2 separate regions of the Homo sapiens genome follow, and region 2 is linked to region 1. Evidence: chromatin loops called from intact Hi-C (ENCODE). Cell type or tissue: chondrocyte. All regions are shown on one strand. Links, peaks and the distances in the headings refer to the core of each region. The heading gives the core; the rest is flanking DNA. Region 1 holds the start of ZNF362 (zinc finger protein 362). Region 2 overlaps AZIN2 (antizyme inhibitor 2).

Region 1 (15,547 bases), core at 5,001-13,000:
ATGCTCACATAGGACTGGGTCCCCAGTTCAGAGGGCTGAGGTCTGAAGTCAAGCCCACCTGAGATGGTACAGCTCTCCCCTTCCCCTCCAAGGGAAGCCTCTGCTATTTCTCTGTTCCTGGTGATTTATGCCATTGCTTTGATTTTACAGCAACTTTCCCTTCAGTGTTTTGCAGGCCACGTGCAGGAATTTTGTTTTAGTGGATGACTATTATGTTGCCTGCCTAGTGGCTCCTACTAACTCTGTGACTGGCCCCTTCTCTTACTCCATCCCTGAAGTTGCTATAGGCCATTATAGACCCTGCCTTACTGGATGCAGTTATTGGTTCAAGGGTGGCTGCCTGGCTCAAGCCAGACCAGTGAGGGTAGATGCCTGTAGGTGGCTGACAGTCTGAACTGAAGGTTGGAGTAGCTGTTGGTGCTCTATGTTCCTTACCTTCTGAAGAAAGGTGGAGAAAGAATAAAGCTGATGTTCAAGAGGTGCAGAGAGGAAGGAGGCCTTGCGATGTCCTGGTCTCTGGTTTAATTGTTCCTGAGCCCTCTGCTTTTTTCACACACAAAAAGCAGAGGTCTCAGGACCTCCGGCTGTTCAACCCTTTCTAGAATTAGTAGACTGGTAACCCATTTTTTTCTGTTTATTTGCTGGTCTATGGTGGATTTCTATTTCTAGCAACCCAAAGTTTGCAAAAAGAATTTCCCATTACTATGTATGAACAAAGTCAAGTCTAGAAAAATATGCTCAGGGCAGGTCAAGTATTGACTTCATTTTATTTTACATATAGAGTAACTGAGGCACAAAGAGGGGAGTGAACCACCCAAACCACACAGCGTGTGAATGGTTTGAGCCAGCACCCAAAATGCAGGGCTGCGGCTATCTTCCACTTGGAGTCGTTTCTTTAAGGACCTTGCCCTAACGCTGGCGTTCTGATTTCTGTGTGACTTAAGAATGGCTAGCCTTATCCCCCTCTGCCTCAATTTCCCCATCATGTCCCTATGGGCATTCAATTCCTGGCAAAAGGCCGAACCAGATGTTATGATGTGGGCTGCTTTGAATTCTCAGGGCCAACAAAAGGCTATTATTATTTAATTACTGCAAATGGTAATTAAGAGGGAAGGTAATTGTCAGCCCTTTCATTATGGCACTTCTGCCCTTTTCCTCTGGCAGTCCCCGGGCCAGTCTTGAAAGGGAGCTGGGTCCAGATGTGCTGCGAGGATCCAGCACGGGAGGATTGTCAGCCCAGATGGGGGAAAGGCTGTAAGTAGTTACTGTCATCGGCCTCGCTTTCTGAAGACAATTTATGGATGATAGAGCCCTTCCACACCCATGAGCTCCTTAGACTCGGTAGGAAAAAGGAGTGAACAGTCATTGAGCACTGGTTGTCTTTTGGGCACTGTGCTGGGCACTCTCCCTTCTCTGGGTGAGGTCAAGTCCCCAGAAGTCCAGCAAGGTGCCTTGCTTATAGCAAATGCTTGCTAATTGTTGGTGTGTACTGCTTCTAATCCTGGCACACTGACCTGTGAAGTTTTATAAATGAGAAGACTGAGATCTTTCTAGATCCTAAAGCTAGTGCTAACCAAGATTTGAACCCTGTATATCTATCTGACCTCAAAGCACTAATGCTCTTGCCTTATAACTTGCCACAGGTACTACTGGCCCATTTCAAAGTTGAAGAAATTGAAGCCCAGAGATGCAACATGGCTTGCCCAAGCTCACTGTAGGATTTAACATTGTCAGGACCTGGTGCCCCATGTCCTGCCCTGCCTGGTCAAGGCTCTGCCCTCCTGCCCATTTCACTGCTATCTCCCTCCATCCCATAACCCCCAGCTCACTGCTGATGGTGACTGATGGTGAAAGATGACTAAGACATAGTCTTCACCCTCTGGCTAAGAGAACACTAAGCTCAACTGCAGATCTATGTAACCAGTTGTCACTGCCTATAACAGACATTGCTAATCAGTCACAGCATTCTTCCTGCTGAGAACCCAGATTACTAGTCCTTTGAGATTTAGATAAAAATGGACTGGAATTTCCTATCTCACATCTTGAAGAAATCCAGTGATGGCCCCAAGATTTCTTCAAATTCCAGTGACTTGCAAAATTGTGCTTACTTTCAGCCCCAGTTTTCTCCTCCCGGCACACCTTTCATCCCTCCTCTGCTCATCTTTCCTCTCTGCCCAGTGCCAAGCCAGGCAACCCTGTGCCAACCTCACGTTCAGTATGCAGGTTATTTTACTGAGATTGAAGGAGATGGGTTGTATCATAGCAATGCAAAGGGGAGCAAGTTGAATAATGGCTAGCTCTGCTCTTCAGAGTCCTTCAGCCACCAGTGCCGGCCACTGCTCTTCTCAGGCTCTCCCATTTTATGGATCACCCCCACACTTCAAGATAATGCTCAAATATTTCAACCTGTTCATTTGCTGAGCCCCCTCACCTTCAAAAATTCAATCTCCGTCATTTTTTATTGTATGAAGGAAGAGATATGTATTGAGCTTACAATCTGATGTCAAAGCAAACAATTAGAAATCAGAATGAATAATTACAGCTGAGATAAGTCTGTAAAAAAGGAAAGGTAGGTCCATGGAGCTATGAGAGTATCCTGAAGATGGTAGAAGGTCACCCTCAGGATGTGGCTGTGAGCCACATGGTGGGTGAGGAGGAGCTTGCTAGGTGACAGGGCAGAGATGGTTGGGGAGCACATTCTGAGAGGAGTGCCTGTGCAAAGTCCCTGTAGCAAGAGGAATCAGCATGCCTTCTGTGAACTCCAGGGGGCTTGTGTGGCTGGAGCACCGAGGCCAAGGGGGAAAACAGTTCTAGTTGGGGATGAAAGGGTTGGCAACGACCATGCCATGTAGAGACTTATACGCCATTATCCCCATCAGCTTATCATGTAGAGCAAGTTAGATCTCCATCTCCTGCTCAGCTCATGGACAGTTTTGGTTTACCCAAAGCTCCATTCATATCTCTGCTTAACAGGGCCAAATGATACTCAGAGTCTCCCCAGAGAAAGTGATAGAAGTTTTCCCCTTCCTGCCCCACTCCCCCAAGAAAGTGGAAAGGAGAGTACAGAGAGATTGAGTTTCACACCGACGTGAATTATGCCACTGCCCTTGGAAGACAGAGCATCTAGTTTGCGGTTTAAATGACACTTTTCATCTGGGTCATAACCTGGGAGGTACAGATGAGAAGGGCTTGAGAGGTTCTTATTGGGTGTGGGTAAGTGCAGGCTGGTGTTCTCAGGGAAGATTTTCCAAGGGAGGCAAGGTGGGAACAGGTCCCTGAAGAACAGGCAGCCAACATTACTCTGGCCTAACCCACACGTTCTCTTTTAATACCTGCTCTATAAAGTAGGTATTTGCATCCTTAATTTGCAGAGACAGGAAGAAACTTGCCTAAAGTCACTATCTTTAAATGACAAAGCTAGGGTTCAAACAGCTCTCTGGGACTCTTAAACCTAATCTATTAGCTCAATCTACAGCCTCTTTGAGGGAAACAAAATGAGCAAAGGTAAAGAAGTGAATGGGCAGACAGTCATGTGCTCATTCATTCATTCATTCATTTATTCTCTTGGCAAATGCCATACAGCACCCACTATGCACCAGGCACTGCAGTAAAAGAAACTCTGAACCAGGAGTTAGAGGACCTTAGCTAGAGGCCTGGCCCCAAGATGTAGCCAACCACTTCCCTTCTCTGGCCTCAGTTTTTTCCACTGTGAAATGGGGATAATGTTCCTACCAGCCTCCCTCTCAAGACTACTGTAGGGGGTCCAAGTAGAAAGTGCATGTGTTCAGTAGCAAAGACATGGAATCAACCAAAATGCCCATTAATGATAGACGGGATAATGAAAATGTGCTACATATACACCATGGAATACTATGCAGCCATAAAAAGGAGCGAGACCATGTCCTTTGTATGGACATAGATGGAGCTGGAAGCCGTTATCCTCAGCAAACTAATGCAGGAACAGAAAACCAAACACTGAATGTTCTCACTTGTAAGTGGGAGCTGAACAATGAGAATACGTGGACACGTAGTGAGGGAGCAACACATACTGGGGCCTATTTGGGGAGCAGGGGGAGGGAGAGCATCAGGAAGAAGAGCTAATGGATGCTGGGCTTAATGCCTAGGTGATGGGTTGATCTGTGCAGCAAACCACCATGGCACACATTTACCTATGTAACAAATCTGCACATCCTGCACATGTACCCTGGAACTGAAAAGTTGAAGAAAAAAAAAGAAGAAAGAAGAAGGAAGAAGAAAGAAGGAGAAGGAGGAGGAGAAGGAGAAGAAGAAGAAGAGAAGAAGAAAAGAAGAAGAAAGAAGAAAGAAGGAAGAAGAAGAAGAAGAAGAAGAAGAAGAAGAAGAAGAAGAAGGAGAAGAAGAAGGTGCATGGTTGATGCTTGAGAGCGTTTTTAGTTCTGATCGGAGGTACACCCCTCCTCCTACAGAATGAGGAGGTGGTTAGCTAGCTTGATGACAGAGAGGGACATTTAAGCCGACATGAGAGAGGAGCTGAAAGAAGTATTTCCAAAAGAGAGAATGGAGTGTGAAGGCCATGAGGCAAGGAGGAGCTTGCCACACTGAAGGGACAGAAAGAACAGGGAATCTGGAGTGGAATGAGGTGGGATTGCAAAATGACACTGAGGGCTAGATGTCCCAGATGAGTCCAGGGTCAAGGTCCCATGGTGAACATGCTGGGGATACAATGTAGTGGAGCCAGCCTTGTGCTGGGCACTATGAGGGCTGCAAAACCTGTGAGTCACCTGGACACCTCCTGCTTTCTTACTCCCCACATCTATCAGTCACCAAGTCCTGGTAGGGCTGATTCCTTAATAAATCCCATGTTTGTCCACTTCTCTCCACCTCTGCCAATGCCAAGGTCCAAACCATTGCCACCTTTCACCTGTAGGACTCTGAAAGTCTCCTCACTGCCCCCAGCACCCCCACCGCTTCCCTACTCTGCCCATTCCAGCCCATTCTCTCCTCAGCAACCACATGGACCTTTTGGAGAAAACTCTGCCATATCACATCTCTGCTTAACACCTTCCTGGGACTTCCTTTACCCTTAAGATAAAATCCTAAACCCTTACCTATCTGGGCCTGCCTACGACATCTAGCCCTGAGTGTCACTTCACAGCTCCCCTCTCTTTTCTGGCCCTTCAATGTGTCAAACTCCTCCCTGCCCCAGAACCTTCACGTACTGTTCTCTCTGTTGGAAACACTCTTCCCTGGTGTCAGCTTAATTGTCCCTTACTCTGGGAATCCCTCCCTGATCTTCTCTCAGACACTTCCAGCCTCGTATGAGACCTAATTAAAGCATTACTTCAGTAATTATTTGCTAAATTCTTTCTCCTGGGACAGACAGTGGAAGAGCTCACCCATGTCCAGTCTATTCTCTTTCCAGAGGAGCACTGTATTTCCCAGCCTCCCTTGCAGTAGGCAGGACCATGTGACTAGTCTTGGCCAATGGATGGTGAGAAGGGGTGGGTGTGTCACCTCCAGGCAGAAGCAGTGAAAAATCCATGCCTGAAAAAAATCATCCATTCTCGGCTGGGCGTGGTGGCTCACGCCTGTAATCCCAGCACTTTGGGAGGCTGAGGCGGGCAGATCACCTGAGGTCGGGAGTTTGAGACCAGCCTGACCAACATGGAGAAATACGTCTTTACTAAATATACAAAATTAGCCAGGTGTGGTGGCATGTGCCTGTAATTCCCAGCTACTCGGGAGGCTGAGGCAGGAGAATCACTTGAACCCAGGAGGCAGAGGTTGCGGTGAGCCGAGATTGCATCATTGCACTCCAGCCTGGGCAACAAGAGTGAAACTCCATCTCAAAACAACAACAACAACAACAACAACAACAACAACCAGAAAAACCATCTATTCTCTTTTCTTCTGCCATGGTAACTGAGAAGGTCACAAGTTCCAGTGGGTGCAGCTCCAAAATGGAAGGGACTCCTCAGTCTAGGTCTCTGAGTGACTAAAGTAGAGAAACCATGATGGGCATGTGGCACAAGTGGGCAATAAATGACTCTTGTGCTATGTCACTGAGATTTTGGAGTTCTTTGTTACTGCGGCATAGTCTGGTTAAGACAGTGCTCTATTTGTGCAGAGCTGGGGTCTTCCTCACTGCTGCCTCTCCAGAGCCTGGGACCCTAACTGAAACACTGGAGTAGGTGCTTTGTAAATACTTGAATGAGTGAAAAAACAGAAAGTGTGAGACATGGTTCCTTCCTTAAATAATGTACTCTAATCCAAGAGATTGATTCTTATACACACAATAGTTAGAATACAATTAGGGGCTAACTGCTAAAAAAAGAAAGGGAGAGGGGTTAATGGGCTGGAGCTGCCATGGAGGGCCTCCTAGAGGAAAGCTTTGCAGAATTGGAGAGGATGACAGTGGGCTTGCTGTCCATCCATTCAGCAAACATTTATTCCGATGCATCGTGATGAGTGTGTTGCCAGCAGTGTGGCAGAAGGACCATGGACACCTTGGGAACCAAAGGAAAGTGCCCTTTCTATGTGAAGGATCTAGAATGGCTTCATACAGGAGGTGATGTTTGAGCTGACTTGATAAGTAAGTATTCACTACAGAGATGAGATGAGGAGAAAAGGACTAAGAATACCAGACAGAGGGAACAGCATGAGCAGAGGCCAGGCATCATGAAGGTGGATGGTGTGTTCAGAGACAGGGCAGCATCTAGTATGGCTGGATTTGGGGGGAAAGGGGGATGGGTGCCAGTGGCAAAGAGCTGAGCTCAGTCTCTCCATCCCTAGCTTCCTGCACCTCACCCCAACTGCCTCCAACCAAATCATATTAATAGCATCTTGGAAGGTTCTGGAAGGCTTTTAAGAAAATGTCTAAGCTAAGACCTGAAGGATAAATTGAAGGTGGTCAGAAAAGGTGAGGCGAAAGGGCAAGGGAGGGTGTTCCAGGCAGAGGGAACAGCATATGCAAAGTCCTCAGAAGTGAGATAGCAAGGCCTTAGATGGCAGCTCACTTTGGCTGGCTGGAGCACAGCTTTCCAGGTGGCTAGGGAGGAGACTCGTGGGGCAAAGGTGGGCCAGCATGTACCCTTCCCCCATAAATCCCTTCCAAAGGCCCCAGCTCAGCACTCAAGGCCTTCAGGATCCTGTCTCCCATCTGCCTCTCCATTCTAAACTTCTGTGCCTTTGCATGTGCTGTTCTAAGTGCCTAGAATGATGATGATAATGATGATATTGATGATAACATAACTTTTTTGAGCGCTTAGAATGTGTTAGGTGCTGTGATGGGCATTATTTCATTGAACTGCTCAGCAATGCCGTGATTAATACCTTTTAAAATTAATTAATGCCTTAATTAATTAAAGGTATTAATTTTAAAATTTATAGACTTTATGTTTTAGAACATTTTTAGATTTATAGAAAAATTGAGATGATATTACAGACAGTTCCCATATATACCTCCTCTAATTTTCCTATGAGTAATACCTTATGTTACTATTTGTTACGATTTGTTATAATTCTTGGTAGATACTTTCCTTGACACATTATTGTTATTAATAACTAAATTCCATAGTTTATTTAGATTGTTTTTACCTAATATCTTTTACATTTAGTAGTTCGTCTGTTTTTTTTTTTTGAGACAGAGTTTCACTCTTGTTGCCCAGGCTGGAGTGCAGTGGCCCAATCTCGGCTCACTGCAACTTCCACCTCTGGAGTTCAAGCCATTCTTCTGCCTCAGACTCCTGAGTAGCTGAGACTACAGGCACGTGCCACGCCTGGCTAATTTTTGTATTTTTAGTAGAGATGGGGTTTCACCACGTTGGTCAGGCTGGTCTTAAAGTCTGACCTGGTGATCCTCCCGCCTCGGCCTCCCAAAGTGCTGGAATTACAGGCATAAGCCACTGCACCCGGCCGTGTCTTTAGGCTCCTCTCTGGCTGTGATGGTTTCTCGGACTTTCCTTGATTTGGATGACCTTGATAGTTTTGAGGGGTACTGGTCAGCCAGCAATTTTGTTGGATAGCCCACTCTTGGAGTCTGTCTGTTTTTCTCACAAGGCTGGGGTTATGGGTTATTGGGAGGAAGACCACAAAGGTAAAGTGTCATTTTCATCACATAGTATCAAGCACATATCAACATGATTTGTGGCTGTTGATCTTGGCCTTGATCACTTGTCTGAGTAGCAGTCATCAGCTCTCTCCCTGTAAAGTTACTCCTTTCCTCTCCCTTTCCATATTGTGCGCTTGGGGAGGACGTCACTATCTGCAGCCTACTCCTAAAGAGTAGGGAGTGATGCTCCCCCTCCCTGATTGTCTACATAAATTATTTGGAATTCTTCTGCACAGACAATTTGTCTCTTCTCTCCCGTTTATTAATTTATTATCTCATTGAATTTCTCAACAATGGGTTGGTCCTCTGATTATCGTCATTTCTGGAAACTGGAAGGCCTTCCTTTCTTCCCCACCTCGCTCACCCCAGAGCCAATTTCTGAAGCCCTCTCCACCTCTCCAGGAAAGAGTGGCCTCCTCTGTGCTCTCCCGCCATGCTTTAACATTCCAACTAATTCATGCCACACAGATTTCTTGTGCCCCTGCTCTGTGCCAGGCACTGTGCTTGGGGATTGAGAACAAGCAGTCCCTATGGGCCCTGTCTTCGAGTTGCTCACAGTGTTTGCCATCCTGTGCTGGACTAGAATCTTCGTGAGGGCAGGGGCATTATCCAGTTTTTTAATAGCTGTGCTCCAGCCAACCAGCTATTAAAAACAGTGGTTGATGTTTACTAGGTCCTCTATGAATATTTACTGAATTTGGAAATGCTTCCTGGAGGACAAACGCTGGCAGATGATTGTTTATCTCTGTGCCCTTCCCGGGGGACTGTGCGCTCCCTGAGGGCAGGGCCAGCCCTGATCCATCCTGGCCCAGCGGTCGGGGGGTGGTGGATGCCATAGAAATCTAAGCCGGTGAAGGGATCCTGGAACCGGCTGCCTCCTCAGGTAGAAGTGTAAGTTTGGAAGCTGACACAGCTCGGGAGGCCGAATCAGGAGGACTTGGTGACTGATTGGCTGGGGAGGGTGAGGCGGGAGGAGGAGTCACACAGATGGCTCTGAGGTCTGGAGCCGGGGGACAGCCGGTGCCACCTCTGATAGACTCTGCGAGAGGAGCCACTGCCAGCTTCGGGCCGCCCCATCCGTCGGGGATCCGGCCTAGGGCTAGGGAGGGGTGGCTGGGCCTGTGCAAACTTCTACTCCCCACCCCTATGTCCTCGTCTTAAAAAAAAAATCGGCCTGGATTTTGAGCAGGTCGTTATCAGGGGTGAGGGTCCATCCTGGGGGTCCCCTCCAGGCGGCCGTCTTCGAGGGAGACCCCCAGGGGCAGCCTGGCACCGCGCGGGCTCGGCCTGGTCAGGGCCGTGGCCCGCCAGGCCCAAGTCCCCAGCCTGCCATCACCCAGGAGTGGGGTGGCGAGGCGGCCGCCGGGCCTGGGCAGGACAATGGCCACGGCCGCCGGGGCCCCGGGAGCCCCCGCGCTGGGGAAGGGGCTGTCCTAGGGCCGGGCGCCGGTGCCCTCCCCGCGCGGCTCAGGCGGGCGGAGGGGGGCGAGGAGTTCCTTTGTGGCTCTGCCTCCGGCGCGGCGCGGGCGGGGGGCGCAGCGCAACTTTGCCAGGCGGTGGCGGCGGCGGCGGCGGCGGCGACGGCGAGCGCGAGACGAGGCCCCGGGGCCCGAGTGGGGGCCCCAGCGCGCGGCCCGCCCCCGCCCCCCGCCCGGCCCCCTCCCCTCTCGCGCAGTCGCCAGCGCCCGGCGCTGCCCACTCGCGGGAGCCCCCGGGGCCGGACGGGCTGCGCAGCCGGAGAGGCGGGGGCCCGACGCGGCCCCCCCGGAGCCGGGCGCCTGGCGCGGGGGCTCGCCGAGCGCACTGGGGGCCGCGCGGCGCTGCAGACCCAGCCTCCCGCCGCCGCCGCCGCCGCCGCCTCGGCGCTTGCAGAACCCAGAAGTGAACAGCAGGCGACCCGGAAGGTTTGCGCGCGGCTCCGCAGCGAGCCAGAGCCGGAGCCCGAGCCCGGAGCCTGTGCCGGAGCCCCAGCCCGGCCCTGCTCGGGCCGCCGGGCGCGGGGCTGCGGCCGCGTCCCGGAGGCGCCGCCAGCACAGCCAGGTCCGTGCGGGCCCGGGGCGCGCGGGGAGCGGGCCCAGCGGCGGCGGGCGCCTGCCCGCGGGAAAGTTGCGCCGAGTTGCGGGCGGGGGCCGGGCCGGGGCGCGGGCGCTGTCAGCGCGGGCCGGGGCGCTCCGAGGGCCCGGGGCCGCCTGCGCCTCGGGCCCGGCCCAGAGCGGCGGCGGCGGCGGCGGCAGCGGGGCGCGCGGGGTAGGAAGTGTCTCCCGCGGCGTGTCTGGGGCTGGTCTCCGAGTGTGTGTGCGTGTGTGTGTGTGCGCGCGCGTGTGTGTGTGTTTTCTTAAGCCGGGCTATTCAAACCCTGCTGCAATTCTCCGGTAAACAATGATTCATGGGGCATAATGCAAATAAACGGATTGCAAACGGCGCGGTTCGCGCACTTTGCAGCCGGCCCGGTGGAGCAGCCAGTGCCGGATTTCTCCCTTTTTTTGCAGATCTGCAGAATATGGCGTCCCTGTCCTGTTTTAAAAATAAGCCAGGCTGCCATTTTTGTTTTTCTTTTGTCTGAAAATTTTAATAAAACTGTCTGAGAATGTGGGAGAGGCGGCTGGAAGCAGAGGGGGCACCCGAAGGGTTGGCTTTTTTCCTTTTCTTTGGCGAGAGCCGCGAGCCTTTCGGGGAGGTGAGACACAATGCAATTGCACTTTAAAGAAAAAAAAAAAGGGAAGCTGCCGGGCGATTTGAGGGGGGAGGGCTGGGAATTTAAAGTTAACTCCGAAAGTTTGCTTTGCTTTGCTTCTCTTTCTTTCTTTCTTTCTTTTTTTTTTTTTTTGGAAGGCGGTGAAATGCCGCGAAAGGATCTCGAGGCCCATTTCTCCCCCAGCCAGCTGCCTTTGCAGGATTTTTGGGAAAAGTTAACTGCCGGTTTCCTCAGAGCTGCGCGGGATGGGGGTGGGGGGGCGGATGTGGAGGGTTGAGGATGGGAGTTTTGGGGGAACTGGGAAACATTTATTTGGAAGGGGCTCTATAAACATGGCATTGTAAGGAGCTAGATCCTCAGATCTGGGGGAGAGGGCCGGCAAGAGGGGCTCAGAATGGGTCCAGGATTTCCAGCAAAGACCCCTGGCATGAGGAAATAATCCTGCTGTCCCACCACCCTGCCCTCGAGCAGTGTGGAACCTTCGGGAGCTGTGTGTGTGGCAGTGGGCCTGTCTCCTTCATGGGTGGCCAGGACCCCCCGTGTAGGCTGGAATCTCGCCCAAGCCCTGGGGTGACCCTTGGACCCTGAGGCAAGTGAGCTTGGCCCTTTGCAGTTGGAGAGCCCCCTCCCCAACCTGGTGGTCCTCCTGCCCCCAGAGGTGGCAGCTGGTGGTAATGTCTTCCCCGACCCCACCCTATGATGAACTTTTGGTTGGGTGCAGGCCTGCGGCCCAGTGGGTCCCGTCTGAGGGAAGGGGCAGGAAAGGTAGTCTGGTTTGCTAGACCTCCTCGGTGTGAGCCTCACCCCTGTAGTATGCTCTTATTCCTTTCTGCCACTCCTGCCCTACGCCCGGGAGGTAGAAGCACTTTGGACTTCGGTTAAGTTCCTGAAGTATCTTGCTGGACAGGTCAGGGCCTGCTGGCTCCGCAGGCTGCCGAGGGGGATCTGAAGGCCAGGCCCACAAGGTCTGGGGTGACTGGTGCTGTCCAAGGCACTGGGGCAGTGTTGGGCCTAGCCTCTCATGTGTCCCCTACCCCAGCATTTCTTGGAGGGGAGACCCTTCTAGTCTCACTCCTGGTTTGTGTCCTGGCTCCACTAGACAGAGTGAGCTCCCAGAAGCCAGAGTCGGGGGTTGAAAGCTGGGGTTAGGGGTTCAGGGCTGTGGAACATGGCATGTCTTGGCCAGAGGGTACCAAGCCAGGTGGTTTTTAGATGGAGGAACTGAGGTCCAGAGAGAGGAAGTGACTTGCCTGAAGTCACGCTACCAGGTAGAAGGAGACTGAGACCGGGACCTGGGTGTTCAGGCTTCCACTGCTGGGCTCCCTCCACTGTTCTCCATGACGGGCCTGGACCCCTGGAAGATCCGTTTTGAACAGAACTGGACTAGAATGGGACAGCACGATCCCTTCACCCCCTCCTACCCCCGCCATCATAATCTTTCCTGAGAGAATTGAACTTCACAGTTTTCACAGTATGGTGTGGTGATTATCACATCAGGTTCTCCCAGAAACTCAGTTAGGGTTAAATTGTCCTAATGGGGATTATGAACCTCATTATAAGGAAACCAAGACTCAGAGAGGTTGAACAGTGGCAGAGGAGGCTTAAATTCAGGCCTGCAGGCTCCTCGCCTGGCCTTTTCCCAGGTGGACTTTGGTGCTGTGGGAAGGACTCTTCTAGGTTTTGGACTCTCTAATTCTTCTGCTGAACCCAGTGACTGTGTAAACATCCAGAGGCCCACCCCACCCAAAGAATGTCAGACTGAAAAGGCTCAGATGTCAGGAGGTCACCTGGGCTCAGAGAGGGGAAGCTACTGGCTGGAAGTCAGTGATTTGGGTCTCAGAACCAGACCCTGATCTCCTGCCTCCCTTCCTCTGTGACACTCAGAGGGACAATGAGCCCCTCTACCCATTGCCAGGCTGCACGGGCCCCAGGATGGCAGGAATTGCTAGTGGATGGTGGTGCTGGTGATGGTGTCATGGAATAACGGCCAGCGCTCCATGGAGACATGAACTTATCCCAGGGACTGAGGAATAGGCTATCTGCAGTCTTGGGGGGTGGAGGCAAGTTGGTCCCACATGGAAAGGAGGAAGCAGGTGTGTGGGTAAGGTGGGGACCGGGTCTGAAGCCAGGCTGGCCCTAGCCCTTCCCTGGGCAGACACTTTCCTGTCTTATCTCTCTGTAAAATGAGGAGCCATTCATTCCTTCTTCTGCCACGGGCTATTTTATTCATTCATTTGTTGCCAGATCATTCCTTTATTCTTTCATTATCCATTAATTAGTTTATTGGTTAGTCATCTCAGTAATCTACCCATCTGTCCTTCTATGCAATCCTTAGCTCACCCAGCCCACACTGGACAGACATGTGAGATACAAGTGTAGTCCTCCAGGGCTCTAAAGCCAACAAGGAAGAAGAGGTGAGACTGCAGGTGCATGAAGCACTAGCCAGGGCAGTGTTTGCTGAGTGCCTCCATGAGTCCCCAGGGGAGGTCTCTCAGAGAATGGAAAGCTTGAAGACACCAAAGGAGTTCCATAAACCATCACAGTGGTAGACCTGGGTCCTGAGATTAGGTCCCATTGTGTCACATGGCTTCTGTGACTTTCAGCACATTCTTTCCCTTTCTGAGCCTCAGTTTCCTCAACTCTAAAATGGGGTACTTTCTGTGAATCTCTCATGGGTTGTTGGGAGTGATATCAAGACAGTGTATGACACGTCTCCCTGCCCTGGCCAGGCATGTGGTGGGAGCTCAGTACGTACCCACTGAGTTATAAGGATTGCTGATGACTGTCCTAGGCCCTGCCATGAATTTGAGAACCGTGATGCTGGTTTCAGAATGAGGCAAATGATCTGGGCACCCTGAAAGCCCTGGTCTGCTTTGTCATTCCCCTGCTGAAACTTTTCTAATGTTTCCTAGGCATTTATAAGAAAAAATATCTGAAGTACTTTCTGGGCCTACAAGGCCCTTAATAGTCCAGGCTCTGCCCACCTCTCAACCTTGGCTCCCCGCATCCCATTGCCACCTCCAGCCACACACCAGTTTCATTCTACACCTTGAATTTACAAAGCCTGGTGGCAGGGCCTTTGCACATTCCCCCACCAGGACAGCTTTTCCCTGAGTGTTTACATGGCTGGCACCTTCTTGTTTCACAGGTTTCTACTTGAATGTTACCTCCTCAGAGGGTCTGCTTGGACCACTTGCTCTAAAATAGCTTCCTACTCTCACTCTCTCACATCAGCTGCTTTTTCTTTTCTCTTGTGGCTGTCACCAGTATCTGAAACCCTCTCATTATTCGCATTTCTTGCCTGTCTACACCATTAGAACATGCTGAAGCGCCATGCGTGTGAGTGAGCAGGTGGTTCTGGTGTGGTGTGGCTGGGGCTTTTGTAGAGGTGAGGAAATGCTAGGGAGTCCAGGTGTGGCAGCGCATTGCCTGGGAGATAAAGTTACACTGAGGGCTGTCTTCTCCTTCCTCCCACCCCGGGAGACTCAGGGCTGTTGTCAGGAAATAATGAGATGATTAAATCATGGAATCTAAGAATCCCAGTCTCTTCCAGTCTCAGAGCTTTAGCATCTGAGAAGCTTTCCAGCTCAGAACCTTTGACACTTGGAATCTTACCATGATAGGATGATCCAGTCTTAGGTTTAGAATCTTACAAAGTGGACTCTCACTGCCTTATTTAGCATCACAGAGGGCTCGCTTTGTGCCATGCCATGTTCTAAAAGCCTTTATAAATATTAACATATTTACAGGTGAGGAAGCTGAGGCACAGAGGTATTTAGGTATCATGGAGCAGTTGCTGGGATTTGAACCTAGCACTCTGGGACTCCTTAGAATCCCTCAACTGTTGAGGGGAAGCCCAACCTCACTTGACCCTTGCACAGAGCAGGAATCCTTTTCCCACACCTTTGTCAAAAGGGCCTCTGATCTCTGCCAAAAAACCCCCCTCCAGTGAACTCCCTCCTAACCAGGCCACCTAGCTTCCTGCTGTCAGAAAGTTCTCATTGCTAGTAAGATTTTCTTGACAATGTGTAAAGTGCTGCACCTCCCTTGTGAATAACGCCTGGGAAGTGGTGTTAGTGTCATGGTTTCCCAGTGCCTTTGACCTTGTGGATTCCTGGTTTCAGTGGCCTCTTTCTTCCCACTGGGTTGTGGGAAGAAAGGCAGACAGCCTTGAGGCAGACAGCCTCGGTGCATTGTTGAATGTAAGAATGAATAAATTGGTGCACAAAGACCGCATGAACCCTCAGGATTTCTGAGTTCCTATCTCTTTAGCCTGGTGCTCGGCACTCATCCAGGGTAATTGGTCAGGCTTGGTGTACTCAGGAAAAGGAGACACCGTTATCTCTCCAATAAAGTCTGTATCTGATGACATTTATGTATGCAATTCTTGGAGAATCATGTGAGATCTAAAATCATGCACTATTCGGAGCGAGGTGGATGTCATCTAGCCAAACTTCATTCTACCCGTTGGGGAAACTGAAGTGGGAAGGGAGAGGAGCAGGCCTTATCCAAGGCCACGTGCATCTCTGTCTGCTACCCAGAGGCCAACAGGCTGCTGCTGCAGTATCTGCCTTGGGGATCAAAGGCAGGGGAAAGTGCTCAATGGGACAGTTACTTCTTCTCTAGTGCAGAAGCTACCCCTGTACAATGGGGGCAACATTTTTGGATGCACAGGGTGTGCCTGGCACTTGGGGGGAGATTGAGGAAGCCAGCTGCATTGGGAGTTGGTTGGGGCTATGGTGATGGGGATGGCTTTCTAGAAC
Region 2 (15,547 bases), core at 3,563-11,562, 160 kb before region 1:
TAATAAATATACTGATTTTCTTAGAATGAGATGCTTTACTGCCAGGAAGTTTTAATAAATATACAAATCTACTCTGTATTCATTCTGAATGGGAACTCCCCACCCCCAGGATTGTTCAGTGTACCACCCGCATGGCTGTACATGGCAGCCCTGCTTATCAAAGAATGGTGAATCCATGTAAGTCCTGATATCTATGTATCTGTTGTCTTAGAGCAAGGCCCACTGTTATGGGCCTCCCTATGCATAGCTATGACTTTGCCCTCATCTGTGCTTCCTTGGGCTCCGTGGGCTAGCAGGCCCTGGTGCCTCCTTACAACCACCTTTGGGGCCCCATAGGCAGAGATGGAGTTGGTCCAGCATATTGGAATCCCTGCCAGTAAGATCATCTGCGCCAACCCCTGTAAGCAAATTGCACAGATCAAATATGCTGCCAAGCATGGGATCCAGCTGCTGAGCTTTGACAATGAGATGGAGCTGGCAAAGGTGGTAAAGAGCCACCCCAGTGCCAAGTAAGCTGAGAACCACTCATGGGGAGGCTGGGCTGTGGGGAGCCTGGGCTGTGGGGAGCCTGGGCTGTGGGGAGGCTGGGCTGTGGGGAGGCTGGGCTGAGGGAAGGCTGGGCTTCAGAGTGAAGGGGGGGGTGGGGTGAGGGGGTGGAGCTGGGGCAGGTCACCCTGTCCTGGACCCAGCCACAGTTGCAGGAGGTTGGGGCAGGTACTCCTGGACTGAACCCAGGATGCTAGGGTCTAGCTAGAACAAAGGCAGAAATAACTGGTTAAAGCCCTAGGCAGAGTGAGACCCATGTGTTATGGAGGCCAAAGTCACAGGCTTGAGAGAGTCGAGGGAGTGGTCAGGAAGGCTCCACGGAGGAAGTGGCATTTGAAGCAGGCCTTGAGGAATGAATAGAATTTGGAGGGGGCATAAATAGTGAACTGCGTAAGCAAATGCATTGAGGTTGGAAACAGCATGGGACATTCAAGCGTAAGCAGAAACTTAGTGTGGCTGACGCATGCTATGTGTAGGGGGTGAAGGAGATCCTGGTCGGGGGCGGGGAGCCGATGCAAATGGACTTTCGAAGGGGTCAGGGCTGGACGTTTTGCTCTGGCTGTGCCTTTTACATGATTACTGGACACCCTTGGACTTCCCAGGAGGGGCCTTGGGGTGAAGGGGGTGGCCAGGTGATGGGCCACTCCAGTCCATCCAAAGCAGCTTCCATCGTATTAATGGGTTCTCCTTAAGGCTTTGTTTAAAAATGGTTCCTCTCATACACGACAAGTTTGAAAGCTCTAACTGGTGTGGAGACTGATTTGGAGGGACTGGAGCTGCCCCAGGAGAGTTGGTGAGGTCTGGACCAGGGCGCAGGGGCTGCAGGAATGGGTCAGGGACATTTAGAGAATGGATTGGACAGGACTTGAAGGTTGATTGGCTGTGTAGGGAGAGGGAGGGGTCAGGGAGCCTGTGGGGTTGGGTGGCTCTGAGCCATGTAGCTCACAGCCCTTGATTGAGAGATGTGGCTGGGGTGGGGCGACAGGGTTTGTCCAGCAGAGGGGCACTGCGTGTCTCATCAGGATGGTTCTGTGCATTGCTACCGATGACTCCCACTCCCTGAGCTGCCTGAGCCTAAAGTTTGGAGTGTCACTGAAATCCTGCAGACACCTGCTTGAAAATGCGAAGAAGCACCATGTGGAGGTGGTGGGTGTGAGGTGAGCACTGGGAACCCCTGCCATCCCCTCCCACACCAGGCTCCCTGCCTCTTTCCCAGGAATTAATTCTATATGAGACCTTCCCCAGGGCCTCTGAGTAGGGCCTGTCCCTGGGCCTGGAATTCTTCCATTTGAGAATTTCCTCTGTTTGAAAAGGAAGTTTAGAAGGGTCCCTTCCCCAGTCCCAGGGTCCCCAGAAGGTCTTGTCCCAGGAAGTTCCATCCAGAGACCTGGCTTTGAGGGAGTCTTACCAGCCTGTAGGACAAAGGTTTTGCAGCTACACTCTTGAGGGGCCTCTTTTCTTTTCTTTCTTTCTTTTTTTTTTTTTTTTTGAGATAGGGTCTCACTCTGTCACCTAGGCTGGAGTGCAGTGGCATGATCATGGTTTTCTGCAGCCTTGAGCTCCCAGGCTCAAGCAATTCTCTCTCCCGCCTCAGCCTCCCAAGTAGCTGTGACCACAGGCGTGCATTACCACACCTGACTAATTTTTATTTGTTGTAGAGATGGGGTCTCACTTTATTGCTCAAGCTGGTCTCAAAGTCTTGGGCTCAAGCAATCCTTTTGCCTTGGCCTCCCAAAGTGCTGGGATTACAGGTGTGAGCCACTGCACCCAGCTGTGTGCCTCTTTTCTTACAGGGATATGGAAGGAGTAATAATGAACTACCTAATGAACAATGAACTACCTAATATAGGGCTTCATTTATTCTGTACTTAGGTGTGCCAGGTGCTGTGCTAAGTGCTTCATGCACATTCTCTCAGCCTTGTGTGGTGTGGGTCTTGTCCCCGCATTATAGGTGGGGAAACTAAAACAAAGCTGAGTAAGCTGCCAAGGCCACCCTGCTGACTGGGAGGCACAGCCAGATCTGGTTGACTTGGGGGTCCTGGCTCTCATCCCAGAAGGAGGGATGGGAGGAGCACCAAGTGCCAGGAGCCCTTGGATCAAGCCTCCTGTCCACTTCTCCCTTGCCATATGGCCCTTGGCAACCCATTGAACATTTCAGGACCTTGGTCACTGCATCTGTAAAATGGGCACAGTGTCTCATGTGCCTGCCCAATGTCATTCTTGGCTGGGGCTCAGGTGGTGGCACTTGGAGCCCTGCATGTCAGCCGAGGCTCTTCCTCTCTTCCCAGTTTTCACATTGGCAGTGGCTGTCCTGACCCTCAGGCCTATGCTCAGTCCATCGCAGACGCCCGGCTCGTGTTTGAAATGGGCACCGAGCTGGGTCACAAGATGCACGTTCTGGACCTTGGTGGTGGCTTCCCTGGCACAGAAGGGGCCAAAGTGAGATTTGAAGAGGTAACCCTGGAGCTGGGAGTGTCATGCTGGGCTCTATGGCGGGGAGGATAGGGAGGGATTAGATGATCGGAGGGAGACCACCGTGCGTGGGTCCTATGCACTGCATGCAGTGCTTGGTGCTTACCTGGGTGATCTCACTGCTTATTAACCCTGTGCTACAGCTGAGCAAGCCAAGGCTCACAGAGGTTACATTGCTTCCTGAGCCCAAAGCAGAACCTGGTTCTGCCTGCCATGCACTTCAGCCAATTGGAGGCATAACCAGGACACATTTACATAAGTCGTAAGGCTCTTTAAGGGGCGGGATAGGCCTCTTCACCCTAAGGTGGGCTGATGAGATATCGGGTGGGGAGGCAGGGAAACGAAAACCAACCTTTGGTCTGCTGCCTGTCCATTCTCTTCCTCTATTCCCTTTTCCTTACCCACTGTGAGGTGAAGTTAAGAAAAATGTGTCCTAGCAGTTCCCACTCCAACCACTAGAGGTCGCCTCTTCTTGGAAGGCGCCTCCTTCGGGAATACCGACATGTAGGAATTGACCTTACAGAAATGATTTGGGATAGTCTCAAAGAATTTGCCTCAAAGATGACTGTTCTAGCTTTGTTCCTAACAGAAGTCCAGTGGACTTCCCTGGTCCATCTAATACTCAGGATTTGTTAAATTATGGTACATCCTTTTGATGAAAACACTTCCTTAATGTGGGGAGGTCGTTCACAGTCTATTAAGTAAAACAGGTTCCAAAAACATATACAGAGACCTACCATGGTTATAATAAAAAATAGCGTTTGTATAAAAAATAATTAAAGACACTACTCCAAAAAGTTAACAATAATTAGATTCATCTAGTTGATAGACTTTGGAGTGACTTTTATCTTCTTTTTCCTTTTCTGTATTTTCTGAATTTTCTGTAATCAAGTATATTACAGTTGACCTTTGAACAACGCAGAGCTTAGGAGCACCGACCCCCTACACACTACAAAATCTGCATATAACTTTTGATTCCCCTAAAACTTAGCTACTATAGCCTACTGTTGACAAGAAGCCTTGCTGATAACATAAACAGCCGATTAACAGATATTTTATGTGTGATATGTATTATATACTGTATTCTTACAATAAAGTAAGCTAGAGGAAATAATTTTTTTTTTGAGACAGAGTCTCACTCTATCACCCAGGCGTGAGTGCAGTGGCACAATCTTGGCTCACTGCAACCTCCGTCTCCTGGGTTCAAGAGATTCTCGTGTCTCAGCCTCCCAAGTAGCTAGGATTACAGGTGCAAGCCACCATGCTCAGCTATTTTTTGTATTTTTAGTAGAGACGGGGTTTCACCATGTTGGCCAGGCTGGTCTCGAATTCCTGACCTCAAGTGATCTGCCCACTTCAGCCTCCCAAAGTTCTGGGATTACAGGCATGAGCCACCATGCCTGGCCAGAAATAAAATATTATTAAGAAAATTATAAGGAAGGGAAAATGTATTTACTATTCATTAAGTGGAAGTGGATCATCATAAAGGTCTTTGTCCTCATTGTCTTCAAGTTGAGAAAGCTGTGGAGGAGGAGCAGGAAGAGGAGGGCTTGGTCTTGCTGTCTCAGGGTGGCAGAGGCAGAAGAAAATCCATGCATAAGTGGACCCACACGGTTCAAACCTGTGTTGTTTAAGGGTCAACTGTATTTAACAAACTGGTTATTTATGAAAGAAAGATCCACATCAGGGCTTCTGGAATCTGAGTACCAAGTGTGATATGAAGAGGACTCCTTCCCATTGTGGGGCCATGGAGGAGGGTGATTTACACAAGCACGAGGCTCTCTACCCAGCTCTGTCCCCCTCCTACCTTCTTGGCCAGCTGTCCACAGTTATCAGCTGGGGCCTTAGCAGCTGCCAAATCCTTCTTCCGGAAATCAAAGCAGCTTTCAAGAAATAGACTTGGAGCTGTAGCAAGTCTTCAGCATAAAGCCCACATTTCAAACACATAATTGTCTCCCCATTCTCCTCCTACCAGATTGCTTCCGTGATCAACTCAGCCTTGGACCTGTACTTCCCAGAGGGCTGTGGCGTGGACATCTTTGCTGAGCTGGGGCGCTACTACGTGACCTCGGCCTTCACTGTGGCAGTCAGCATCATTGCCAAGAAGGAGGTTCTGCTAGACCAGCCTGGCAGGGAGGGTAGGTGCCAGGTGGGCAGTGGAGCCCTGTTCTCCCCTGAAGCTTCAGATAGTGGTTGGCTGAGCAGGATCTGGTTTTAGACCCAGTGGCAGAGGATGGGGGAATCTGGAGAATGAATGGGTTCTTGCTTTAGGGAAACTTTCAGTCAAGTCGCCCCACCCCAAGACATTTATTTAGCATCTTTTTTCCTAGGCATGTTCATATTTTGTGAAGATTGAGAGCAAAACAACCTTAGAGAGAATAGATACTCTGTTGACCCCATTTTACAGATGAGGAAACCGAGAACCAAAGAGAATACAAGTGAACTGCTTAATAGCTAGTAAGAGCCTGCATTTGACCCCATGTCTGTCTCCTCTCCAAAATACAGGCTCCTACTCACCCTACTGCTTCTCATAATATAATGAAAATAATTAATGACAGCTTACATTTGTTTGAGTCCACTTTACAGATGACAACATAGGCAGGGGGAGGCTGAGTCATTAGCCCAAGGTCACATGGCTGATAAGGGGCAGTGTGGGGATTCAAGTTCAGGTTAGGCTGACTCAGCGCTTCTGGGCCCACATCACCAACATCAGTGCTCTTCCCTCCCCTTCCAGATAGGTCAGGGATAGCAGCCTGTGAGTGACAGGTGTCAGGGACTCTGATCTTGAGGCTTGCCCTCTGCTCTGGGACCCTCATGCAGGGGAGCCTCAGGACTGTGCGCTTTTCCCCAGAGAGAATTCATGTGAAGGGTGGTGGGCTCCAGGTAGAATGTCCTGTGTTCGTGTGTGGCATTCTTCTGGCTTCCTTTATAGACCTGGGGGATTGTCCCGTCTGATCCAATCAAGAGACCTGGCTTCTCATTCTGGCTCATCCACTGCCCTATCATGTGCCTCTGAGCAAGTGGCTTAACCTTTTGGGGTCTTGAGTTTGGGTGGGCTGCTCTTCTGCCTTTGCTGGGGCACCTAGGGGCTCAGATGCAAGCAGGGGAGTGCATCCTGGGCAGGTTGCTTGGCTGCAGGGGTGAGTGTTCCTAACACGGCAGTGAACCCATGTCATTGGAAGGATGGCTGCTGATGGCTTTTGTTGTAGGCCTCGCCTCATGGTTGAGGAATGGGTAGCCATTTTGCTTCCTTACTGAGCCCACTGTTGTGTCAGCCCCACTACCACCCCCTCACATTGCTACTTGTGCTGCCTCTGAACCCTCCCCTCCTGCAGAGGAAAATGGTTCCACCTCCAAGACCATCGTGTACCACCTTGATGAGGGCGTGTATGGGATCTTCAACTCAGTCCTGTTTGACAACATCTGCCCTACCCCCATCCTGCAGAAGGTGAGCTTACCCCACGTGGGCCTGTTTTCAGTTGTGTGTGTGTATTTCAATAACATTTGTTGTGTTTTTATCTAATTTTTAAAAAGTCAAACATATTTATTGTCGATAATAGACAACAAGGATGACGAAGGTTATCACCCATAATCCCACCACACTCTTTGAGCATTACATATTTTAAAAAATGCCTTATACTTTTTTCATGACATTGGAATCATATTGTTTTGTAACCTGCTTTTTCCATTTATATGGGGTGTAGCTCTTTCCATGCCATTAACTGATCTTTGACAACATGCTTTTGTATTTTAACCAATCTAACTCTAGTGGTTGGCTATTTGGTTTCCTCTTTTTGAGCACTGTGAATATATGTTGAGGTTTCAGCTCTGTGGTAAATTCCTGGAAGTAGAAACAGTTCATATACAGTGGGTTTTTCTGTAATAACAGGGGAACAGGAATACATAAAACATTCCTCCTAGCCTGTGGAACCCAGCCCAGGGCCTCCAGCAATTTTAATGGGCATCTTTGAGAGGATAAAGAAAACCAGACATCATTTTATCTTCCCCTCTCCATTGTGTCTTCCTATCTCTCTCTCTCTTTTTTTTTTTGAGATGGAGTCTTACTCCGTCAACCAGGCTGGAGTGCAGTGGTGTGATCTCGGCTCACTGCAACCTCCACCTCCTGAGTTCAAGTGATTCTCCTGCCTCAGCCTCCCGAGTAGGTGGGACTATAGGCACCCGCCACCATGCCTGGCTAATTTTTGTATTTTTAGTAGAGGCGGGGTTTCAACCATGTTGTCCAGGCTGGTCTCTAACCCTTGACCTCAAATCATCCACCAACTTTGGCCTCCCAAAGTGCTGGGATTACAGGCACGAGCCACCATGCCTGGCCTCTTCCCATCTCTTGACCTTTGTGCAGCCCCTCTTCCTGGAAAGAAACTTTCCTTGCATGCCTTGAAGTGCCTAACTAGCACTCATTATGTTTTTCCTTCCCTTCCCAACCTATCCAGTTTTTCAAAAGTCAGTCAGAGGGGTCTTGAAAATCAACTCCACTTTGTGGCTCTTCCTGCCCCTTATCCCTGTGCTGGCCTAGGGAACCCCTCTCTCCCTCCCTCCTTCCTCCAGGTACCCAGGCACCCTAGATGTGCTTGATGGAGCCTCACTCCATGGTTAAATGTGGTTACATCTGCTGGTCAGAGTAGGCCTCCCCAAGGTGCTGAGGAATGCTGAGCTCTCTACTCTGACGCACTAGCATTGCCTGCATTCTTGTGGTAGCCCACATCCTACTGCACTGAGAAGGGACCAGGCCAGCCAGCTTACAGAGCGGGCAGCTGTTGAGTCCCCGTTACTCTGCCTCTCCAGTACTCGTCTTCCTGTTGCATGCTGGCTCTCACCCACTCCACTCCCTTCATTGGCTCCTCAGAAGAGGAGATGATGGTCCCAGCCCACTGCCACGCCCCCCACCGGGATCTTTGCTTTGGCTGATCTCTAGTTGGCATTCCTGACTTGGGCACTGGGATGTTTGACTCTCTTTGTGGTCTGTGCTGTTCCTCCCCTGAACGATGCTGCGGTTTCTTCCTTTAGGCTCTTAACTGCTTTTCAAGTTTGGCCACGTGAGCGCCTCCAGAGTGGGGCCCACAGCCTGGCGGTGGAATAAGACATTGCATAGATGACAATACACATAATAAGTTAACTCCTGTGGTGCTGGGAGTGTGTGTCAGAGGGATTCAGCCTGGCTGGGGGTATCCGTACCTTCTTTCCCAAAGAAGGTCCCCTTACAAGTATTAGTTTTGGCATCTTTCTTTGCATACCTGCTCTTCCTTCCCAGGGACTTTGTGTTTAGACCTGGGTATAAAAAGTTGTATGAGGCCAGGCGTGGTGGCTCAAGCCTGTAATCTCAGCACTTTGGGAGGCAGAGGTGGTTGGATACCTGAAGTCAGGAGTTCGAGACCAGTCTAGCCAACATGGTGAAACCCTGTCTCTACTAAAAATCCAAAAATTAGCCGGGCATGATGGCACATGCCTGTGATCGCAGCTACTTGGGAGGCTAAGGCAGGAGAGTAACCTGAGCCTGGGAGGCGGAGGTTGCAGTGATCCAAGACTGTGCCATTGCACTCCAGCCTGGGCGACAGAGTAAGACTCTGTCTCAAAAAAAAAAAAAAGAAAGAAAAGAAAAAAAGTTGTATGAAACATAATCCTTGGCTCAAGATATACTTCTTATTGCACCATGCTTGGCCCTTTTTTGTGTGTTTCTTTTTGGTTTTTATTTTTATAAATTCAGCAAATAATTCAGTACTCTCAAAGCAGTACTCTCAATACTCAAAGCACCGTGCTGAGGTCTGCAGAGGAATTGTCTGTGCTTTGGAAGTACAGTCCTGTTGGATAGAAACACGTGTGTGTGTGTGTGTGTGTGTGTGATTAGTATACAAGCTACAACCATGTATGAGAAAAGTACAGAACAAATATTATTGGAGCTTTTAAAACATATTTTAGTACTGTACATGTTTCTAAAAAATAAGGAACTTAAAAAATCACAATTCCATTATCAAATTAAAAAATGAATAATTCCATAGTATCCCCCATCATCGGTGTTGAGCTATCCCCAACTGTCTCATAATGGTTTTTATATTAACTTGCTGAAATCAGGAGGCAAAGAAGGTCTGCATGGTGCATTTGGTTGCCATCTCTCTCTCTCTCTTTTTTTTTTGAGACAGAGTCTCACTCTGTTGCCTAGGCTAGAGTTCAGTGGTGTGATCTCGGCTCACTGCAACCTCTGCCTCCTAGGTTCAAGCTTCTCTCCTGCCTCAGCCTCCCGAGTAGCTGGGATTACAGGTGTGTGCCACCATGCCTGGCTAATTTTTGTATTTTTAGTAGAGATGAGGTTTTGCCATGCTGGCCAGGCTGGTCTCAAACTCCTGACCTCAAGTGATCCATCTGGCTCGGCCTCCCAAAGTGCTGGGATTACAGGTGTGAGCCACTGGGCCCGGCACCATGTCTCTCTCTTAACCCATTGGTTTCCCCATACTCTTTTCTTCTTTTTCTTTTTTGTAGAGATGCAATCTCCCTGTGTTGTCTAGGCGGGTTGAGAACTCCCAGCCCCAAGCGATTGTCCAGCCTCAGCCTCCCAAAGTGCTGGGATTACAGGCATGAACCACTGTGCCTGGCCCCCACCCTCTTTTTAAGTCTGTTTTGTTTGTTTGTTTTCTTTGGTAATTTTAAACTGAGTTGTTTTTCCTGTGGAGTTTCCTGCATTCTTGATTTTCCTGATTGGTGAATTTCCTGAATTTCCCTTTGGTGCTTTTGAACATGTTTCTCTGCCTGGTATTTTTTTTTTTTTTTTTGAAATTAGGTAGATTTAGAGGTTTGAATAGCATCTCAATCAGCTTTGGAATAAAAATACTCCATGGGAGATCTTGTCTTTGTTTTCCTTTTAGAGTAATAAGCATCCTTATTATTTAACCTACATTGCCTTCCATGCAAAGTCGTCACTATCTTGACTCATGCATTATCATTCTCTGGCTTTCTTTTTCAGTATAGGTTTATCACATCTAAATCTATTCCTCGAGTGTATTTATAATTTATTATATTTGTTTTTTTGCTTTATAAAAAGGTATTTTGATGCATGTAACCTGTTTGGGCTTTTTCTCCCTCATATCACAGTCTAAGAACCACTCACCCTGCTACATGTCTCTAGAGTCCATTCATTTCATTGCCGTGTAGCGCTCTTTTGGTGAGTATGCTGCAGTTTATTTGTCCATTCTCCTCTCAAGGCATTTGGACTGTCTTTGGGTTTTTGCTACTGTGAATACTGCTGCTGTGAATTCTTGTTTCCCTCTCTCTGATGAGTGAGCAAGGAGTGGAATGGCTGGGTATAGGGCATGTGAATGTTTGGCTTCATGAGAAAATGCCAAACAATTTTCTGAAGTGTTGTACTGACAATCCCACCAGCAGTGTGTAAGAGACTCGGTGGCTCTGCATTTTCTCCAGCATGGAGTATTGCCAGACTGAAAACATTTTCCCAGTGGAATGGATGTAAAATGATATCTCATTGTGTCTTGATTTGCATTTCCCTCATCACTAGCAAAGCTGGATGTCTCTTTGTATATTTACTGGCCAAATGTGTTTCCCGGAACTTCTTCCAGGGACTTTGTAAGTTGGTGTTCCCCTTCATGTCTGAATTTCTCCACCGAGTGGTCTGTACCCACTGCCCCTGCTCACTCAGCTCCCTTAGCCCTTCCAACCTCTCCAGTCAGGTACCTGTTCCATGATGCCATGGAAGATGCTCTTGAAAGTCACTTCCACGCTGCTAGCTCTTCCATATGGCTCTTCTGTCCCAGCAGCTGGTCCTCCTCTGTTTTCATGCTCACCTCTCCTGGCTTCTGTGGCAACATCCTGGGCCTTGGCTACTCTTCTGCTGTTCTCACCTTGTCTCCTTGGCACTTCTCCTGCTCACCCTTTAAGTGCTGACTGTCTCAGGCCTCAGTCCTTGATCTTCTCTGTCTATATGCGCTTCCTAGGTAAATGCTTCCAGACTGAGGCTCTTAGTATCTTCCATACTATCATCACTCCCAAATTTCTATCTCTATCCTGGATCACACCCCTGAGCTCCAGACTTGCACATCCAACTACCCGCTTGAGATTCCTACTGGGATTTCACAGACATCTCAAGTTTAACTTGTTCAGAACTGAACTCTTGATTTCCAACCCCAAACTTCTCTCACTAAATAGCACTGCCACTAGCCAACTGCTGAAGCTAAAAAAGTTGGCATTATTCTTGATTTTTGCTTTCCCTCTCCTTCCACATGCAGTCCACCTGCAATTCTTGAGTGTAGTTCCAAAATACATTTTGGTTTCAGTGAATTCTTCCTCTGTCGCCACCCTAATGCAAGCCACCATTGCCTCCTGCTTGAGCTACTGCAGTAGCCATTAACTGGTTTTCCACCCCCATACTACTACCTGCTTACCACCCATTTTCCACGCTGCAGACAGAATGATCTTTTAAAATCCCAAAGATTATGCCCCTCCTCTGCTTAACACCATCTGTGGCTTCCCATTGCTCTCAGAATAAAACCTAGACTCCTTACCACAACGAGCAAGGCTCCTGCCATCTTCCCAGGCACCTCTGCCCTCACTCCTGTCCCTGTTTTCAGCTCCACTTACCTGCTCCAGTCCCATTCCTCTCCTTTCTGTTTTTGTAACACCTAAGTTGTTTCTGCTCTCAGGGCCTTTGCATTCGCTCGCCCAGAATGCTCTTCCACTCACCCCTGAGACAGCTGCTGTATTCTCTTTCTTATGTCTCAGCTCAGATGTCACCTTGTCAGGGAGGCCTTTCCTGACTGCCCTCTCTAAAGTAGGCTCACCTCCCCTAGTCAGATAATTTTGATACCCTGCTTATTTTCTTCACAACCCATCGTAATCTGTTAATTATCTTGTTTTTGTTTACTTGCCTATAGTCTGTCTTCTCCATTAGCAGGTAGGCTCTATGAGGGCAGCCACGTTGTCCAGTTAGTTTCCTCTGAGTTCCCAGCACCAGACACAGTGCCTGGCATATAGTAGGTGCTCACTAAATATCTGTTGAATGAATTGTGAATGGATGAATCAATCATTCAATAAACTGTGAGACCCTTGAGGGTCTCACATCTGTTCATATCTGTTTCCCTAGTACGGAACTTGGCATACAGTAGGTTCAGTATATGTTGGAATTAAATAGATCTTTTTTTTTTTTTTTGAGATGGAGTCTCACTCTGTCACCCAGGCTGGAGTGCAGTGCTACAGTCTTGGCTCACTGCAACCTCTGCCTCCCGGGTTCAAGTGATTCTGCTGCCTCAGCTTCCCGAGTAGCTGGGATTACAGGCGCCCGTCACTATGCCTGGCTAATTTCTGTATTTTTAGTAGAGACGGCATTTCACCATGTTGGTCAGGTTGGTCTTGAACTCCTGACCTCAAGTGATCTGCCCGCCTCGGCCTCCCAAAGTGCTTTGATTACAGGCATGAGCCACTGTACCCGGCCATTGTTTCTTTCATTTCTATGTCTTTGACAAGGATAAACCATTTTGTTTTTGTTTATTGTTTTATTTATTTTGATGTCAATGTCTTTTTATATCCTCTGTTCACTTAATTTGGGAGGTCTTGAAGTTTTTTCTTGCACATAGAAATGAGCTTGCATATGCATGTGTGCATGTATTTAATATGATGTTTGATACAAATATTTTTTCACTCTATTGGTTTATTGTTTTAGTTTTGTAATTCTTTGTTATTCTTTCATAGAAGTTTTGACACACTATTTTGTTTTAACTAAGTTTGCTGTAATTAATAGGAAGGAAATCTGTTACTTTCTTTTGTGCTCTGCTGTTATAGATTATCTTTATTACATATATATATATATAGTCTTATAGAAATAGAATGTTTATTAGAAAAAATTTAACACAAATAGTAAAATAAAATGATTCACTAATCCCACCATTCAGAGATGACTATTGTTAAATGTACTTTGATTTCTACTTTTTTTGGGTTTAATGGCTATTTTATTTTGTTTTATTTTATTTAACACAAGGTCACATTCTGTCACCCTGGCCAGAGTGCAGTGGCACAGTCATGCTCACTGTAGCCTCCACCTCCGAGGCTCAAGCCATCCTTCCCACTCCAGCTTCTGAATAGCTCGGACTACAGGCACATGCCACTATGCCTGGCTAATTTTTGTATTTTTTGCAGAGATGGGGTTTTGCCATGTTGCCCAGGCTGGTCTTGAGCTCCTTGTTTTGTTCAAGCAATCCTCCCACCTTGAGATTACAGACATGAGCCACCACGCCTGACCTGATAATTTTTTTTAAAAGGTTGTCTAGTCTTGCTAAGAATAAGCAAGACGTTTCGTTTACTAATGTCATGATTTAACCAGTTTTAGCTGCTCTGATATTAAAAGGTGTTTTTGTTAATATACTTCTAAAATATTGGAAATAATCAGAGCTGGGTGGGGAGAGAGAACTAAGCCCAAAATCTCTAATTTACAATGCTGTAACATTTTGAAAGACCAATCTTGTTTTTGATTTCTACTTTTTAAAAAAGTGTCATAGTGCACTTTGTTTTTCACTTTAAAGTTTTATATATTGTGAGCATATGGTTTTCTTTAAATACTGACGTGTTAGGTGGACTTTTAAATATAGAAACATTTTAAATGTTCATTGAGTGCTCTAAAATAATACATATTTAGTGTGTGTATTAGTTTGTTCTCACACTGCCAAAAAGGAATACCCAAGAATGGGTAATTTAAAAAGGAAAGAGGTTTAATTGACACAGTTCTGCATGGATAGGGAGGCCTCAGGAAACCTACATTCATGGCAGAAGGGGAAGCAGGCACATCTTACATGGCTGCAGGAGGGAGAGGTGTGAAGGGGGAACTTCCAAACACTTTTAAAACCATCAGCTCTCATGAGAACTCCCTCACTATCATAAGAATAGCATGGGCGAAACTGCCCGCCATGATCCAATCACCTCCCAACAGGCCCCTCCCTCAATATCTGGGGATTACAATTCAAGATGAGATTTGGGTGGGGACACAAAGCCAAACCATATCAGTGTGTAAAGATGCAATTCAACAAATGTGTATGAGCACTTCACAAATGCAAGATACGATTTGGTATAGGGTGGAATCAAGAGGAGGCAAGTATCATGGGAGTTTTATAAGAATCTTGGCAGGCAAAATTCAGGACAGTTACCCCAGTCCATGAAGAGAGATTCTCCTTTTATTGCCAAGATGGGGCTTTCTTACTTGCTGTTCCATTTTATTCTAGTTTGTTATGCTTTCAAAAGTGTGAATCTGTCTGGAATGTATTGCAATAGCACTTACCAAGTGTGTCCCTAGACTAAGAAGACAGAAGACTCAAATAAATAAAATTATAAATGAAAGAGGAGACATTACAGGATACCACAGAAATTCAAAGGATCATAAGAGACCACTACTAGCATGAATAACTATACACCAAGAAATTGGATAACCTAGGCAAAATGGATAAATTCCTAGACAAATATTACCTACAAAGACTCAATCATGAAGAAACAGAAAATCTGAATAGACCAATAGTGAGTTAGGAGATTGAATCAGTAATCAAAAACCTCCCAACAAAGAAAAGCCCAGGACCTTATGGCTTTACTGGTGAATTCTACCAAACATGTAAAAAAGAATTAATACCAATCCTTCTGAAATGCTTCCACAAAACTGAAGCAGAGGGAACACTTCCAAACTCATTTTACAAAACCACAATTACCTTAACACCAAAGCCAAATACACCATAAGAAAAGAAAATTACAGGCCATGTTCACAGATATGCAAAAATCCTCAACAAAATACTAGCAATCCAAATTAAATAGCACATTAAAAGGATCATACACCATGATCCTTTTAAAGTGGAATTTATCCCTGGGATGCAAAGAAATTTTAACATGTCTGAATTTATAAATGTGATGTACTATAATATTACCACAATGAAGGATAAAAATCATATGATCATCTCAGTAGATGGAGAACAAGCATTTGACAAAATTCAGCATCCTTTCATGATAAAAACTTTCAACAAATTAGGTATGGAAGGAATGTACCTCAACATGATAAGGGCCATATATGACAAGCTCACAGCTAATGTTATACTCAACAAGGATCCTAAGGTCAGGAGCAAGACTAAGATGCTCACTCTCACCACTTCTATTTAGTGTGGTACTAGAAGTCCTAGCCAGAGCAATTAGAGAAGAGGAAGAAATAAAAGTCATCCAAATGGGAAAGGGAGATGTAAAATTGTCTCTGTTTGCAGATGACATTATCTTATATATAGAAAACTCTAAGGCTTGGCGTGGTGGCTCATGCCTGTAATCCTAGCACTTTGGGAGGCCAAGGCTGGTGGATCACTTAAGGTCAGGAGTTCAAGACCACCCTGGCCAATGTGGTGAAACCCTGTCTACTAGAGATACAAAATTATCCAGGCGTAAAGATGTGTGCCTGTAATCCTAGCTACTTAGGAGGCTGAGGCATGAGAATTGCTTGAACCTGGGAGGCAGAGGTTGTAGTGAGCCGAGATCATGCCACTGCACTCTAGCCTGG

Evidence for each region. Peaks named below come from ENCODE experiments on the same cell type or tissue, not always from the same donor. Only the 100,000 strongest peaks of a DNase experiment are listed, where the experiment ranks them.
Region 2: a loop joins it to region 1, with 5 times the contacts of the local background. A loop is called at or near these places in 3 of 110 quality-filtered maps.

Annotation. Positions count from the first base shown.
Region 1 is chr1:33,246,526-33,262,072 of GRCh38, forward strand. It overlaps ZNF362 (zinc finger protein 362), which reads left to right and starts at 9,967. Exons shown (of 9, transcript NM_152493.3): 1 at 9,967-10,129. RefSeq lists silencers at 9,356-9,455, 9,898-9,957 and an enhancer at 10,423-10,717. In chondrocyte, for the core only: a CTCF peak has its summit at 9,489; a DNase peak (open chromatin) is centred at 9,106.
Region 2 is chr1:33,091,714-33,107,260 of GRCh38, forward strand. It overlaps AZIN2 (antizyme inhibitor 2), which reads left to right. Exons shown (of 12, transcript NM_052998.4): 6 at 337-509; 7 at 1,569-1,703; 8 at 2,835-3,000; 9 at 4,994-5,156; 10 at 6,354-6,466. Among named protein-coding and RNA genes, the nearest start is that of AZIN2, 18 kb to the left of the region's middle. RefSeq lists enhancers at 585-1,242, 7,856-7,925. In chondrocyte, for the core only: CTCF peaks have their summits at 3,725, 8,117 and 8,317; a DNase peak (open chromatin) is centred at 7,868.